Regions from separate parts of the Homo sapiens genome. Here region 1 is linked to region 2. A link is a loop called in an ENCODE intact Hi-C map of the cell type or tissue named here. Cell type or tissue: PC-9. All regions are shown on one strand. Each heading gives the region's core, and the rest is flanking DNA. Links, peaks and the distances in the headings are about the cores only.

Evidence for each region. A loop is a pair of places that touch in the nucleus more often than their neighbours do. Peaks named below come from ENCODE experiments on the same cell type or tissue, not always from the same donor. Only the 100,000 strongest peaks of a DNase experiment are listed, where the experiment ranks them.
Region 1: it touches region 2 in a loop (2.4-fold over the local background); 2 of 110 quality-filtered maps call a loop at or near these places.

The regions. Positions count from the first base shown.
Region 1 is chr1:221,663,980-221,672,329 of GRCh38, reverse strand. No RefSeq gene overlaps it. Among named protein-coding and RNA genes, the nearest start is that of DUSP10, 74 kb to the left of the region's middle. In PC-9, for the core only: no CTCF peak of the experiment used is centred there; a DNase peak (open chromatin) is centred at 4,639; H3K4me3 peaks cover 349 bases; H3K27ac peaks cover 1,287 bases.
Region 2 is chr1:221,608,456-221,616,805 of GRCh38, reverse strand. No RefSeq gene overlaps it. Among named protein-coding and RNA genes, the nearest start is that of DUSP10, 130 kb to the left of the region's middle. In PC-9, for the core only: no CTCF peak of the experiment used is centred there; DNase peaks (open chromatin) are centred at 4,175 and 7,775; H3K4me3 peaks cover 414 bases; H3K27ac peaks cover 675 bases.

The DNA of each region.
Region 1 (8,350 bases), core at 142-8,141, 56 kb before region 2:
GTCATTTCTTATGGAAGGAGAAAGGAGGGAAATGCATGAGAAAGCAGGGAGAGAGTGAACTAGCACTGCTTTTTAAATCTTTGCTAAACTAAGTTACAGTTTTCTATTTCTTGAATGACTAATGCCAATTTTATTTCGAATCATGTTACCAGTTATTACTATACTTCTAGCCTAGCATGATACCTTTACTTATTAGGCTATAGCAAATTTTCATGGTTAGCTGCCTTCCCAATATATATCTTTTAGGTACATCTATTAGTGAGACAACACACTGTGGAAGCTTACAAATACAGTGTCTTTATGATGGGGCACATAGTGGGCATTTCAAGGCTCTTTATCCAAGAACAAGTAATTCAATACACATTTCTTGCCTCTAAGACTCTGAGATGGTACATTAATTTATGAAATAAGATTTTCCTTTGAGTGTTTTCTTCTTTTATTTGAGGCTTTATGCCTACTATGAAGTCATTTTAAAAAAGGCCACTAGACAGTTGGAAACATACCTCTAAAGTCTTGTGAAATTGGTTGGATTTTTAAGGAAAAGCTACTAGTCCAATTAGCAGAAACAGAGAGAGAAGACTGTTCCTTCACATTAAAGGATAATTCTGTTGAAAATATTGCTGTAGGACTTGTGTTTTCAGCTTTTCTTTTTTAACAAAAATATTAAAACTTAGTGGGAAAGGAAAAGGGAAGCAGGGATTGAGGAAAAGTCTATTCCTTATGGTTTCTCTTTTGATGACATGAATTAATTTCTACCTTCTGAGCAAGATTCCTGCTTCTGTGCCTTCTCGTCCAAGCTCCACGGGCAACACATCCAGAGACTGAGTAGTCTTGGGCCAAGCTTGCTCTGAGATGCACAATCTACACAGGTTAATCAAAGCCACATTTAAACATTTACCTAAGAATTATTGTAATTCACAGTAATTAGGCTGAATGTTGAGCAATTTATGTAAATAACTGTAATTAGTACTATTTTTATACAGTCCAACCAAATTTTACATATTTTCTTTATTGTGTTAGTCTCCAATATTCCCAATTAGTATTAATATAAATTTGCCTAAATCCCTGTATATTTTAGTTCTTATTTTATTCATATTCTCTCTCTGAATGCCTTCCACTTTAGATGGTAAATTACATTATGTAAATACCTTAGTGTTCTGGTATTAACATCCCAGTAAATACTCAGGAAGGAAGAAGGTTAAAGCCTGGTTGAAGGAGGTTGTGGAAGAGTAAGGATGCTGGGGACAAGATAACCTACTGTTTCTGTTCAGATCGTCTTGCAGTTGGGGAGGTCAATTGATTTTGTCAGTCAAACCCATCCACTTTCAATACCAGCCTTGCTACTAACTAGTTGGGCTGATTGTACTCATCTCTCTGGTCCTGTTTCCTCACCTGTAAAATGGAGGTGATAAGACTTATTGCATAGAGTTCTTGTAATTAATAAATGAGATAGTTTGGAAAAAGTATCAGGGGCTCAGTAGGTATTAGCTCCATTGGGATCCCCCTACCCACATTTTCACTACGTTTATTCAATTTAACCACGTTTACTGAGCACCTACCATGTTCAAGGCACTAATACCACACACTAGAAATATAAAGATATATAAGATTTGGTACCACCTTTCAAGCTGCTAATTGTATATGGGGAAAGCTTGGGTCATAACTGACTTAAAACAATGATAAGAAGCTAGGTCTTCTGTTTGAAAAATGGCATGTGAGGACTATAATGATTTAAATGGCCAGTGTCACATGCAGTGCACTGCAGATAGCAAGAATCAAGGAGGCTCTACTCGATTGGAGCTTCTTATATTTTATTTGTTTTTCTGTCTTAACTATTAATGAGAGCAGATATGTTCAGGAATGAAATTTGGAGTCAATTATGAATCATCTGTGACTCTCCCATCATCTTTCCTTGGTGTAACTGCATTTTCTTTGCTTAAGCTGATATTAAAAGGAAATGAATATTCTCTCTTTTATTCCCTGGGTGGGAATTAGAAATGGGATGAATTTCACAATCTAGTCTTTCTCATGAAGCAGAACAAAAGACAATAGAATAGTTTAAAATTTCTCTAAGATGATCTCTTGCCCTCTCTTCACCCTTGTGGATCTGGTTAAATTCCAGAAGCTGTTCGTGTGGTCGATTTCCTCAGCATCAGGAATCCAGACTAGTCCAAAGGGATGCCCACATTTTTTTAACAGTTGCATAGGGTCATCAATTATCTGAAATAAAGACAGAAAAATCAGAGAGGCTGACAAACAGAAGCCATCGAAATAAAACAGGGGAAACACAGCAAAGAGGCTCAAGCAGAGTTTTGGAACCAACATTCCAAAGATCAAAGGGCCCCAGTGATTAGATAGTTCTCTACCTCCCATTCTCCAACTTTCCCTTTTATTTTTTAAAATAGAAAAGATATCCATATACCCCCCTGAACTAGCATGCAGTTTTTTTTTCATATCAGTATTTGCCAATTTAATTGTCTGTTTACCGATGCAATTGATGTTCCTGGGGCCATTTCAGGAACAGGTGATTCCACATTCTGTCTTCTGGAGCAGACTGACCTGGCTGATAGGCTCACATGGTTACAGTAAATCACTGTTTCCCACATGCTAGCATGGTTCTTATCACACAGAAAGTGCCAACAGGTGTGAGAAGCCAAAGACAGAGCTTTTGTTCTCCCAGTAATTCCCCTTCCATATGACTAACATTTATCTGTGTCTGATGAGAGTTTGGGCTTAGGAAGGGATATGTAAATATTTTTCTGGATTTGAGTCAGAGATGAGAGTAAATTAAACAATATCTCTGGTAATTGACCTCAAAGCTGTCCCTATGCTTCCTCTTACTGATCTATTACTCCTGCCATAATGTTGGGTCTAACATTAGTAAGAATAGTGAGAACCATTGGCCGAAGCATGTCCAGTGTGCAGAAAGACCAGGGACAGCCTAGTCAATTGACCAAGGATCTGTCTACAAAATCTGAACTTGTAATCTTATGCAAGAGAGCATCCCCAAATTATAAATCTTAAAGAAAAGTCCACTCGTTTTCAAACAGCATTTCTGGTGAGACTTTAATTCTGTATCACTGTTATTAAGGCATATGGATCTTCACCTTGAATGTATAATTTTGATTAAATATTGTAGTTGAAAACAAAATAACAACAACAAAATAAGGAAACCAAGAAAACAAAGAAAATTTCTTTTTCTCCAAGAGTGCAAAATGTGCAAACTATTTGAATGGGGAGGGAGGTAGGTGCTCAGAGGTTCCTGCAGATTGTTGATAGCCAGGACAAGTCGGTTCATCCTTCTCTGTAGGTTCTTGACATGCAAGTTTTGTCTGTTGGCTATCAAAAAGCAGGCAGAAGCTTCTCCTCAAAATAAAACAGAAGCCCATCTCAAAACCTGCCAAAGAATTTGGTCATATGAATGACATTTCTAACTCCTTAAGAAGTTCATTCCATTTGACCTAAAATTTTCACCTGTGTGTTTGTATCTCAAGAATATGATTTAATCACAGATGTAGCTAAAAACTTACATGCAAGTCACATTCTTTATAATAAATGAGGCTTGAAATGACTTAAATGTCAAGTGATAGGTGAATATTTAAATAAACCAAAGGAGATCTAGTGAATAGAAGATTATTCAATTATTAAATGCCAGGCTTCAAAGAGTATTCAGCAACAGAGAAAATAGCTCACAACATAATGCTAAATTTAAAAAAACTATTAACACAGTTTAAACATTTTCCCCTTTTTTTCCTCATCTTCTCTTTATGTTTTTCCTCCTCAGAGACATGTCAAAATGTTTACAGTGTTTTCTTTTCATAATTTTTGATTTTTATTTTAAAGATTTTAAATATGAGCATGGATTAAGTTTACAATCACGAGAGACTTTAAAAGAGTCTTTAAAAAAATCTCCCTATATTTACTTATCTATTTTTTTCTGACAACACAGGTCTCTGGGTCAGAAACAGATCATTCACTCAGAGAATCTTAGCAGCACTAGTTCCCCATGTCCCAATTCTTGTTTCGCGGGTAACATAGTGGGAGCCAAATTTACCTACTTGTGCAGCGGTTGCTTCATAGGAGAGAAAACTAATGTTAGTTTTCTCTCCTATGAAGCAACCGCTGCACAAGTAGGTAAATTTGATATTGATTATTGATACTTGATTGATTATTTATGATGCTTGAAGCTTCTATAAGATGGCTGGCACATGTGTCTTACCTGCCCTGAAGGGAGGGGAGAATGAAAGAGATCTTGCTGCTCTGAAATGTAAACAGATCCTCTCTGGGGAGAGGAAAGGAAGGTGTCTCTAGGTTTTTATCACTCTTAGAGTGTAAGCAAATAGTTCTGATGGAGATGGAACTTCAGATCTCTCCAGAGCAATTTACTATTTCTAATTTATAAAGCATGCTTACCATTCAATCCTTCCAACAAGGCTATCAGTAATTTGTATGTCTGACAGTGCGGAGACATGAAACAATTCAAGAAGCACTGTTTCCAAAATCTTCCACTTATAGCCACTATGGAATAACTGATATTAGATTTGCTCTTTTGCTGTAAACAACTAGAATATGGGACAAAGCACATGACACATCATGTTCAGATCTTGAGCAATAGGAACTGCAGGACTGTGACTCATAAGATAAGGGAAACTAACAAGGCAAGTCCCATAATTACCTGAGGTTTCTGCATGGGAACCTTTTCTGAACTAGCATGCACAGTGGGGGAACAAGCAGAGCATAACACTCTCACTGAGTGAGGAGACGTAAAACCAAATTCAGGGAGACCGAGGCAGCTCAAGTTGGAAGGGCTGGGTTGCAGAGAAGAGGGAATTTTTAAGAAAAATAACTCCAAACATTTGCCCAGGAATCCCCTTGAGTCTTTGCCTGAATAAGCTGAGCTTGCATCCAATAAAACTCTATGAGGCCAGGATAAGAAAAACTACTAAAGAGCTGTAAGTTAAATAATTCACAGAGTTCATAGAGAGTAGGAGGATATTCCATTTCCAAACAGCCAGAGTGAAGACAGACATTATTGAATACCTGGAACATTTGTTAGAAACTCCAAAATGGTTGGCCTTGAGAGCAGGGCTTAAGCTAGCCATAGAATAAAGCCTCCTCTGTCCTGTCCTGATAGATCTTAAACACCAATATTGAAAAAAACCAAAGTACTTGCCACATAAAAATTACAGACTCTTTAAATAAAAGTAAATATAGACAAGCGGTTTTTGACAGAGGTACCAAAGTAATTCGATGGGGGAAAGATAGTCTTTTCAATAAATTGTGTGGGAACAGCTGGATACTCATATTGGGAGTGAGTGTGGGAAGGAACTTTAACACTTATTGTAAATACATACAAAATTTAAGTCAAAACAGATTATAGACTTAAACATCAGAACTAAAATTATAACATTTCTAGAAGAAAACAGGACAAAATTGAAAAACTGAACTTCGTAAAAATTAAAAACTTGTTCTTTGGAAAACAGGAAAATAAAAAGGCAAATGTCAAACTGGGAGGCAAAAGTCAACTTGTGAATATTCATCATTCTATAATGAATATAGTGAAATATCTCATAATGAATAATATCTCATGAGAATATCTCATAGTGAAAAAATGAATATCTCATATCCAAAATATATAAATAACTCTTTCAATGCATCAACAAGATAACTCAATATTTACCCAGTAAAAGATGTGAGTGCATATTTCAAAAAAGATATCATCCAAATGGACAACATTGGCTGGGTGCAGTGGCTTACACCTGGAATCCCAGCACTTTGGGAGACCGAGGCAGGAGGATCACTTGATCCCAGGAGTTTGAGACCAGCATGGGCAACATAGGGAGACCCCATCTCTACAAAAAACACAAAAAGTAGCCAGGTGTACAGGCATGCACCTGTAGTCTCAGCTACTTGTGAGGCTGAGCTGGAAGAATCACATGCGTCCAGGGAGGTCGAGGCAGCAGTGAGCCATGGTTGCGCCACTGTACTCCATCCTGGGGGACAGAGTGAGACCTTGGTCTCAAAACAAACAAACAAACAAACAATACAAATGGGCAATCAATCTTTACCTAAAGAGATGTTTTACATTATTTGTTACTCAGAAAAGGCAAATTCAAATCACATTGAAATACCTCTATAAATTCATTAAAATGACTAAAATTAAAAAGACTTACACTCTCAAGTGTTGACATGGATTTGGAACTATTTAGATGTCTCGTATATTGCTGGTGAGAGTGTAAAATAGTGTAAATACTCTGGAAAAAGTTTGGCATTTTCTTATATGGTTAAATATATAGTTACCTTTTGACCTAGTAATTATATTCCTCAGCATTTATATAAGACAAATGAAAATAAATGTCCGCATGAAGACTCGTATATGAGCATTCATAGCAGATTCATTCACAACAGCCCCAAACTGCTAAAAAATAAAGTACTTATTAAATTATGAATGGTAAACAAACTGGGGTATAGTCATACAATGTAGTACTACTCTGCATTGAAAAATGATGAACTATTGATGCACACAAAAACCTGGAGGAATCTCAAAAGCAATATACTGAGAAAAACAGGCTGAATTAAAAAGAGTATATACTGCATGATTCCATTTGTTTGAAATTCTGAGAAAGGTAAAATGAATCTATGTTGACAGAAAGATCAACAATTGCCTGGAGTTGGAATTTGGGGTGGGTGGTTTGAATGTAAAGGGCCACAAGTGAACATTTCGAGGTGATAGAAAGTTCTGAAAGGGGAAGGTGGGGTGGTTACACAGGTCTGAATATTTGTCAAAAACTCATTAAACTCCATAATTGGATGTAACTTATACTGCAATAAATTTTGTTTAGAAATATTAATTAGAAACAAAGTGACATATCCTATAGGTCAAATTGTCTTGCGAGGGCTATAGGATTATCTCATTTACCTTTCAGAGGAGGGATATTAAAGGAAGAATTATTCTCATTCTTCAGTAAAGAAAAAACAAAATCAGACAGCACAATATTTTCTAGTGTCTAATAATACAGGCAACTGTCAAGCACATCCATTCCTGCCTGTTGTTTGATTTCCCACCATGATCGGCCTTTACCTATGCAAGTTTCCCTAAAGTATTGAGCATCTACCTCTTAAAGAAAATTACCATTTGAATTGGTCATATGACACATTAGGCTGTAAATGGAGACATTTCTAATGGTAAAACAAAATAGGGCTAAGAAGCGATTTGACCCTTTCATAGCACATTAATAACTATCCTGTTTCATCTATGGCCAGTTTTAAAATGAGATCACAAAAATCCGCCTATTCTTGTCTCCCAACACTCATTTTTCTTTCCCCTGGGTCATGTTGTTTCCACTCATTCAATTATTTATACATTTATCTATGTCTGAGAGGAAGGTGAAGTAATGCATTTACAGTATCACTCCCCGTTATATGGGGAATAAAAACAAAAACAAAAACAAAAAGACTTTCACACATTTAAAGCACTTAGGGAATTATGGTTGAGGTAGTTGACTTTGTTTATGAATTATCAGAAATGACCATGTCTCATAAAAAAAAAAATCAATCACTGGAGACAGCACTTCTGGAGTACTGAAATAAAGATCTCTTAAAATCTACTCCACAAGAGCAATGAGAACACTGGCAAAAATTCTCAAAATCAACTTTTTCAAAATTTGAAAATTAACCTAAAGATTTCAACAATCTGAGGAGCATCTATTCAAGGAAAACAGGTGAATCTTGTTAAGAAAAGTAAGCTTTGTGGTGCTTCAACCTACTCCATTTGCATTCCCTTCCCCTCAGTTCTGTAGTAGCCAGTTCCGTGATAATCACAGTAGCCATGAAATAGCAGCCTAGCAGCCACTAGATGGGCACAACAGGTTTGGTTTTCCCAAAAAGCCCTGCCCCCATAGAGTATGTCATTATTCAACCTGTCTGGAAGTTTGCTGGAAACCCTACCTCTCATGACTTGTCATTATTTGATTAAACATTTCCCTGAGGCATTTGTCAAATATAATCAGAGATAATTGTTTAACATGGCAGCTGTCTAAGTCAGGGATAATAGTTGGTACCAAAAAAAATAATAATAAAAAATAAAAAATAAAAAAAATTGTTGCTGACCAAAAAGGTTAAAAGAAAAGCTGGGGAATTAGGTTTTCGCAGGGGGTATGTTAGTTTCCTAGGGCGGCTGTAATAAAGGATCACAAACTAGGTGGCTTAAAATAATAGAAATGTATTGTCTCACAATTCTAGAGTCCAGACATCTGAAGTCAAGGTGTTGACAGGGTTTGTCACCTCTGAAGGCAATGAGGAATGATCTATTTCATGCTTGCTCCTTGCTTCTGGTGATTGCCATAATTCT
Region 2 (8,350 bases), core at 238-8,237:
TCCCCAGCACATTTACCAAATGTGGCCACTTAAAGTCTCAACACATTTCATTTAACCTGCTTAAGCTATACTGCTTTTCTGTCCCTAAATTAAAATAGGAATTTATAAGAAACTTACCACACCCCAACTTTGCAAATTAAAAAACACATATCATAAAAATGCATGTGTCCAAATTGTTTTGAAAAGTCACTGAAATTAGAAAATACATACCAAGACAAACAAAAAATAGATTAAAAAATTGCCTAATATGAGAAAAGTGGTTGGTTGAATAAAATGTACTGCTTTAAATACATATATTTGAAAAGGAGAGACTCTGCAAATTAACTAAATAAGCATTTAACTTTAGAAGTTAGAAAAAGAATAAACTCAAAGAAAATAAAAAGAAGAAATTAATACTTAAAAAATTGAAATATAAAATAAACATGCAATGGAGATCTACAAACCAATAACTTGCTTGCTCTAAAGAAGAACAGTATGATAATTCTGTGGAAAGACTGATCATGAAACAGAGAAGGTGCAGCTAAATAATATTAGGAATCAAAAAGTAGGACGCAGCTTTGGATGGAGGAGAAATTAACATAACAAAATGTGAACCAACTTGTATCAACACATTTTAAAACTTAGATAAGATAATTTCTAAAAAAATATGATTTGTCAAAGTATGCAATAAAACAATTGGAAAGCCTAATTGTACTATGACAGTTAATAAATGTTACTGGTAATAAAAAACCTACTCACAAAAAAATAAAGCCCAGAGGATTTACAGACATCTTCTACTAATGTTTACTGAACAGCTATTTCCAAATCTTACATAAAGTTTCTTAGAATACAGAAAAATAAGAAACACTTCTTAAATTATTTTATGTGGCCATTATAATTTAGAGATTACATCAAACAAGTAGTAGGGAAAAGACCATTGATAAGGCAATCTCACACAGAGTTATGTATCTTAAATACTTGCAAACCATGTCTGGAAATATGTAAATATATCATTATCTGGGAATGTAGAGTTGATTTGAGATTAGAAAATCAATTATTATTGTATTAAGGCTGTTCTCACAGTGCTATAAAGAAATACCTGAGACTAGGTGATTTATAAGAAAATCAGTTTAACTGGCTTATGGTTCTGCAGGCTGTACAGGAAGCATGGTGCCATCTGCTTCTAGGGAGGCCTCAGAGAGCTTTTACTCATGATGGAAGGCAATGCAAGAGCAGACACTTCATATGACAAGAGCAAGAGCATGAAGGGGGAGCTACACACTTTTAAGTGACCATATCTCACTCACTTTTGGGAGGACAGTATCAAGAGGGATGGAGCTAAGCCATTCATGAGAAACCTGCCTCCACGATCCAGTCACCTCCCAGCAGGTCCCACCTCCAACACTGGGGATTACATTTAAATATGAGATTTGGGTGAGGACACACATCCAACTATATCAATTATCATCCATCGCATTTACAGATTAAAAGAGGAAAATCCTAAAATTATTCAAAAAGATTCAGGAAAAAATACATACCGAGTCATGACTTAAAAAAAAAATTTTTAACAAATAGGAATACATTATTATATCCTTAATTTGATAAAGGGATATGTTTTTAAATTTTAGCAAACATTACCCTTAATGGCAAAACATTAAAACTTTGCCTTTTAAATCAGAAAAAAGATAAGAACTTTTAGTACTGCCATTTCTATCCCACATTATTTAAGAGGTCCTAGCCAGAGGTCAGATGCAATGGCTCATGTCTATGATCCTAGAGCTTTGAGAGGCTGAAGTGGGAGGATTGCTTCAGTCCAGGAGTTTGAGACTAGTCTGGGGATCATAGCGAGACCCTGTCTCTACAAAAAATTTTAAAATTAGATGGGCACTGTGGCACGTGCCTGTAGTCCCAGCTACTTGGGAGGCTGAGGCCAAAACATGGCTTGAGTCCAGGAGTTAGTGCTCCTGCACTCCAGCCTGGGTGACACAGCAAGACTCTTGTCCTCCCCTGATCCCCAAAAGAGGTCCTAGCCAGAGCCATAAGACAAGCAAAAAAATAAACATATGCACACAAAAAACTAAGTAAAATAAAAAAATAATTGAATAAAAAGGAAAACCCAGCAGATTATTTATTGGTTACATAATTGTCTGCATAGAAAATCCAAAAGCTTTTTCAGGTATAGTGTCAGGATTAATAAAAGAGTTTAGTCATAGTGCATGAAATAAAATTGATACACTAGGTCAATTATGTTTCTAGACACCAAAAACTGAGGGCTGGAAATTCATGAGCACAAAAATTTATAGCATTTAAAAGTCAACTTGTGAAATGTGTAACCATACATTTATGAAAAAATATAAAATATTCTTGAAAGATGTTAATGCAAACAAAAGAAAAGATATATGAAATTTGTGTAAAGGAAAAAGACATTGCAAAGGTGACAATGCTTGCCAAAGTGATCTATAAATTCAAACAAAATTCCAATCAAAATCGCAACAACTTTCTCCATTGAACCAGATAGCCTGGTCTTACAATTTTTAATGAAGAAAATCAGAGCCAACAAAAATCCATGGCAATTTGGAGGGAAAATAATCATGGTGGGCACCTACCCTACCTGATATCCAGGGTTTTTCTTCATTATGCTAGATACATTGGCATGGGAATAGGCATATTGATTAATTGAACAGAATAGGGAGCACAGAAATAGATTCATACTTAGATGGAAAGTTGATACTTGACAGAGGTGGCACTGCAGTTCAGAGGAAAAACTGGGATTATCTATTAAATTAGATCAACCTCTGATTCAAGTAATTGAAGTATTAATCCCAGCTCTGTACCTGCACTATCTTACATAGGTCATTTTACTGGGGCTCATAGAATGAGGATTATAGAGGATCAGGGTGTCAAATACCTGCATAGATGCCATGGGCAGCGTGTAGGCATGGGCTTTTGGGAGCTGTCTGCCCAGAGGTAGGCAATAAGGGGATGCACTGTCTATAGAAAATAATTTTTTAAAAAAAAGCTCACTAAAGTTGGCTTGTCTGTCTTCACAGGATGCAAGCAATTCTAAAAAAAAGTCAATCATAAAATATCTTCCTTGAAAAACATTTTTCCTAAGCTCTAAATAATTAAACAGTTACTAGTTTGTTCTAATAACATATATGTAAGTTTCAAATTAGCTCATTTTTCTTATTGATGTGTTTAATAAACATTATGTTCTTTTACAAACATTGTATTGTATTCCGAAGTAAGTTGGAGGAACTCTCCAGTATATAGTCAATAAGGAACAATGTGTGGACTCAACTACAGCCATTTGTTTTGAGGGGAAGTTTGTGATGATTTAGAATGATTCCAGCTTGCTTCGAGTGCAGTGCAGTTTATCTCCAAGCCCTGTGATGCTACATAGTACCAAATCTGAACAGTAGATTGGAGACAAATATGATGGTTCAGTGATTGTAAAGACAAAGAAAAAGAACTTGAGTTACTACCATTGTCACATTATGTGACCACTGTAGGATTTTATTTGTGTTTAAAATTTACAATAGTGAACTTGAGAGCAGCCATTAGCAATCCATCCATCCATCATGACCACCTTTTTGCCTAAGCCCAAACACATCCATTCATCTCAACATGACGCAGATGGTCACCAAAAACTGGTCACATCCGTAGGTGAAATATGAACTATTTGCTATCTCATTTGTAGGTTCTTTCTAATTATAAAATCTCATGTTTTTGAAATAGATCAAGTTCCAGTTTTATATATTTTAACTATTTATCTGCAAGAAGGAAAGGCTTCACTGCCACACAAAAAAAGAAATCAACATTTTTTCCAATTCTCAAATTTTAAGATATTTATCTTCAATTTCTCCCCAGGTAGTGCCTAATAATATTCCTTCTCTAGCCCAGCAATGTTTTATAAATTCAATCATCTGAGATGTTACACACCCATATTTGACTAATCTACACATCTGAGGATAGCAGAAATCTTGTCCATGAGATGAGCAACAACTGTGACTATAAATGAAAAAAGACAAACTTTGGTTTATCTTTCAAAGCTGTGGGCACTGGTTAGAGGATAGGACAGAGGAGGGAGAGGCTTCCTAGACACAAAGTAGGAAGCTGGCTTCATTCACGTCAGGGAGGAAACATGGCCCCTGGCCATAAAGGCCTCCCAAGATGACTCATCCTGCCCTAAAATGGGATTTGTTTATTCTGGGAACTCATTTTGTCATCCTAGCCCTGGAGTTAAGATTCTAAAAGCTCGTAGGTAGTAGGTGGTTTGGGCTGCCAAGAAGAGTAATTGGATTAATGCATTTCTATTTCAGATTACTGCCAAATTAGTCTGTGCTATGTGGGCTTTTTATGTTATTGTGAGTGTGGCATAACAGAACCAGCTGCTTCTGTGACTTTCTTATCCTCTTCACATCAGACCCATTCATCCAATCCCTCTCTTATCTTGTCGCATATCAGACCCATTCATCCAGTCCCTCTCTTATCTTGTCGCACATCAGACCCACTCATCCAGTCCCTCTCTTATCTTGTCACACCTCCAGATTCTTCTTTTAAAGTCCCTGGGCAGTGCTGTTCATCCTGTTCCCTTCCTAGTCACTTGCTCTTGCTTTCAGCTTCCCACTTCTTCTCAGGCTTCTTGATGCAATTAAATAAAACAAAACACGCCAACAATCTTTTCAATTATACCAAAGCCTTATCAATTGTGATTTCACTCAGTAGGAATGTATAATAATTCAATCCAGGCCTGATAGCAGTGTATCTCTGCAGCTGCCATGTAAAAGGCAGTTAAGAAGAAGAAACGTAAAATAAATCAGAGGAAATGATTATATGGACTTCAGCCAATAAATTGTTTATTGTCAATGATCTGTAATTAATTAGAACTGGAACAGAGTTTTGTGATGTGAAGAGTATTGGCTTTGGAGGCTGATAATCAAGGGTCAAGGTCTTGCTCTACCACATTTATATTCTTTGTGATGCTGGGAAATCTGCCGACATTAGAGTTTTTCTTAACTGCTTCACAGCATTGTAATTAAATAAGCAAATATGAAAATGCTTTATATGTTGGTAAATGTTATACAAATGTAAGGGCATTACTTCTTTTTTTTTACTCATTAATTCAGACCCTACTTGGGTCAACAGTTTACACAACTGCTGTTACTGTATGAAACAGTATTACAATCACAATTATTTTAGAATCTTCTGTAATTCAGAATTTTACTAACTCAGTTAATTTCCATCTGTGAAAATTGCCTGCAACACATAAAATATCTTTTCAAAGTTCAGTTTACGTGTTGACTTTAGTAGGGGATAAAGCTGTGAGGGTCTAAAGCAACTATTCTCTTGAAAAAAAATTTTTTTTTGGTCTGCTAATCTGACATTTCAGTATTATTTTGTAAATTTAAAAACTATATGTAGCTAGACATTCACAGGTGGAAGTGAGCAGTATGAATCCAGCTTTGATATTTTGGGTGCAAAATTTACTTGACCTGGATTCTGATCAATATATTGCTATAATTTACTGCCTTCTTTTCCTCAGTGACAATTTTTATGAGAGCAAGTACTTCTTTGATCTTTATAGTCTATTTACCAACTTCTTAGAACCTTCTAAGTGACTCTTCTAGGGCACATGGTTATTCAAAGAGACTTTTGCCCCTGTGACTTGATGGGCAAAAAAGTTATTATTATTATTATTTAGATGGAGTCTTGCTCTGTCACCCTGGCTGGAGTGCAGTGGCAGGATCTGGGCAACCTCCACCTCCCGGGTTCAAGTGATTCTCCTGCCTCAGCCTCCCGAGTAGCTGGGATTACAGGCATGCACCACCATGCCTGGCTAATTTCTGTATTTTTAGTATAGATGGGGTTTCGCCATGTTGGCCAGGCTGGTCTCCAGCTCCTGACCTCAAGTGATCCGCCTGCCTTGGCCTCCCGAAGTGCTGGATTACAGGTGTGAGCCACCATGCCCAGAGTAGCAAAAAGTTCTTGCAAATAACATTTTATTTTCTTTCACTGTAGACATATACACTCATTCTAAAAGTATGGAAAGTCTTAAGAAGCAAAAAGAAGAAAATATACAACTCCCTTTATACTATACCCAGAGATAAATAACTGCTGTTTGTTTTTGCTGTATATCTTCTCAAATTTTTCCTATGACATCATATGCATTTTATTAAAATTTAATGAACTTTTATGGACTTTTCTTATTACAAAAGTAATATGAGATTATTGCATAAAACTTAGAAATACATTCAAGTGAAAAGAAAATAAAACTAACCCACAATCCTATACTCAGAGATAATGGCTATTTAAATTTTGCTATATATTTTTCTAATATTTTCTTATGACGATATATATCTTTTATTAGAATTTAACTTTTACCACTCCTTCTTATTATAGAAGAAACATAAAATTACCCATAATCTTACTACCCAAAGATAAGCATTATAACACTGACATATATTCTTCTAGAACTTAGACTAGGCCTTTATGATGTCTGTACATGACTTTTTTTCCTACAAAACAGGATGATACCAACAATACTGCTTTGCAATCTTCTTTTCTAAAACTTAATAATATACAGTAACGGTGTCCCTATGTCATTAAATATTTTCCTACAACATTAATGTTAATGACTCATAATATTTTATTGTAACACAGCCTGAATTATTGAACCAATTCCTATTTTGGGGGTATTTAGGATGTTTTAGTTTCTCACAATTATAAACAACTTATGAAGAACATTGTCCAACTATCTTTTGTGTACATCTTTTAGTATTTCCTGTGGATAAATACCTATAATTGAATTTGAAAGGTTTTTGGTCCATTTGATGAATTTTCATGAATCTTTTTATAATTGATACTCCCAGTAGAAAGAGTGCCTTTTTCCTGCAGCTTTGCCCAAATTGACCACTATTTTTCTTTTTTTGTCAACTTTGAACGTTAAAATGACAAATATTTATTTTCTGTTTTGTATTTAATTTGCATTTTTTCTATCATGTTATTCATTAAATCTCATGCTTACTAATATATCTGCTGAATCTGTAGAAAGTTACCTTGATAGTAAAAACAAAAACAGGAGAAAAATTATTCAGTCCTGAGTCTGCAGTTGCATGAAGAAACTAGTGAATGTTGCATTACGTGTTCATTAATTCATGTATCCATTTATTTATTTATCATTTGACAATTCTTATTGAACACCTTCTTTATGCTAGGTCTTTTTCTAAGAGCTGAAGTAAAGAGGTGAACAATATTGATAGGGTCTTTTTTCTCTTGGAGACTTTTATAGTCTAGTTTACAACAGAGACATTAAATGAATAATAATTACATGTGATATAAGGATTATTTTTAAAAAGAAGATAAAAGGAATTATCCTGAGGTAATTATTCTTTGGTTGATCTAGTCTGTTCGATAAGGTGTAATTCACTGGAAATCCCCTACTTGGTATTGAGCTTCTTTTGTTATTGAGCAGTAGGGGAAGATGATAAATAGAAGGTACAAACAAGAAAAGATGAGAAGAATTGATTTGATAGAACTAGAAAAGTCTTGGGAATTGTAGATATTACATTCTTACTTCACCAAGAAATATTGTAAAGAAGGTGCTTCCCACCAGTCCTTGAATAATGTACAGGCATATTTTAGAGATATTGCAAGTTTTGTTTCATACCACTGCAATAAAGCAAATACACAATAAAGTGAGTCACACAAAATTTTTGGTTTCCCAGTGTACATAAAAGTTATGTTTACAATATATTATAGTCTATTAAGTGGGCAATAGTGTTATGTCTAAGAAAACAAAGTACATAATTTTAAAATACTGTTGAGTTGATGGGTGCAGGATGGTGGTTTCTGAAGGCTGGAGTGGCTGTGGCAATTCAATTTCTTCAAATAAGACAACAATGAAATCTGCTATGTAGATTGACTCTTACTTTCATTAAATAGTTCTCTGTAGCATGTGATGCTGTGTGATAGCATTTTACCCACAGTAGAGCTTCTTTCACAGTTGAAGTCAATCCTTTCAAATCCTGCTGCTTCTTTTCAACTAAGTTTTAGTAATATTCTTTTTTTTTTTTTTTTTTTTTTTTTTTTTGAGACAGAGACTCGCTCTGTCACCCAGGCTGGAGTGCAGTGACGCAATCTCGGCTCACTGCAAGCTCCGCCTCCCAGGTTCACACCATTCTCCTGCCTCAGCCTCCCCAGTAGCTGGGACTACAGGCGCCCGCCACCACGCCTGGCTAATTTTTTGTATTTTTAGTAAAGACGGGGTTTCACTGTATTAGCCAGGATGGTCTCGATCTCCTGACCTCGTGATCCACCTGCCTCAGCCTCCCAAAGTGCTGGGATTACAGGCGTGAGCCACCGTGCCTGG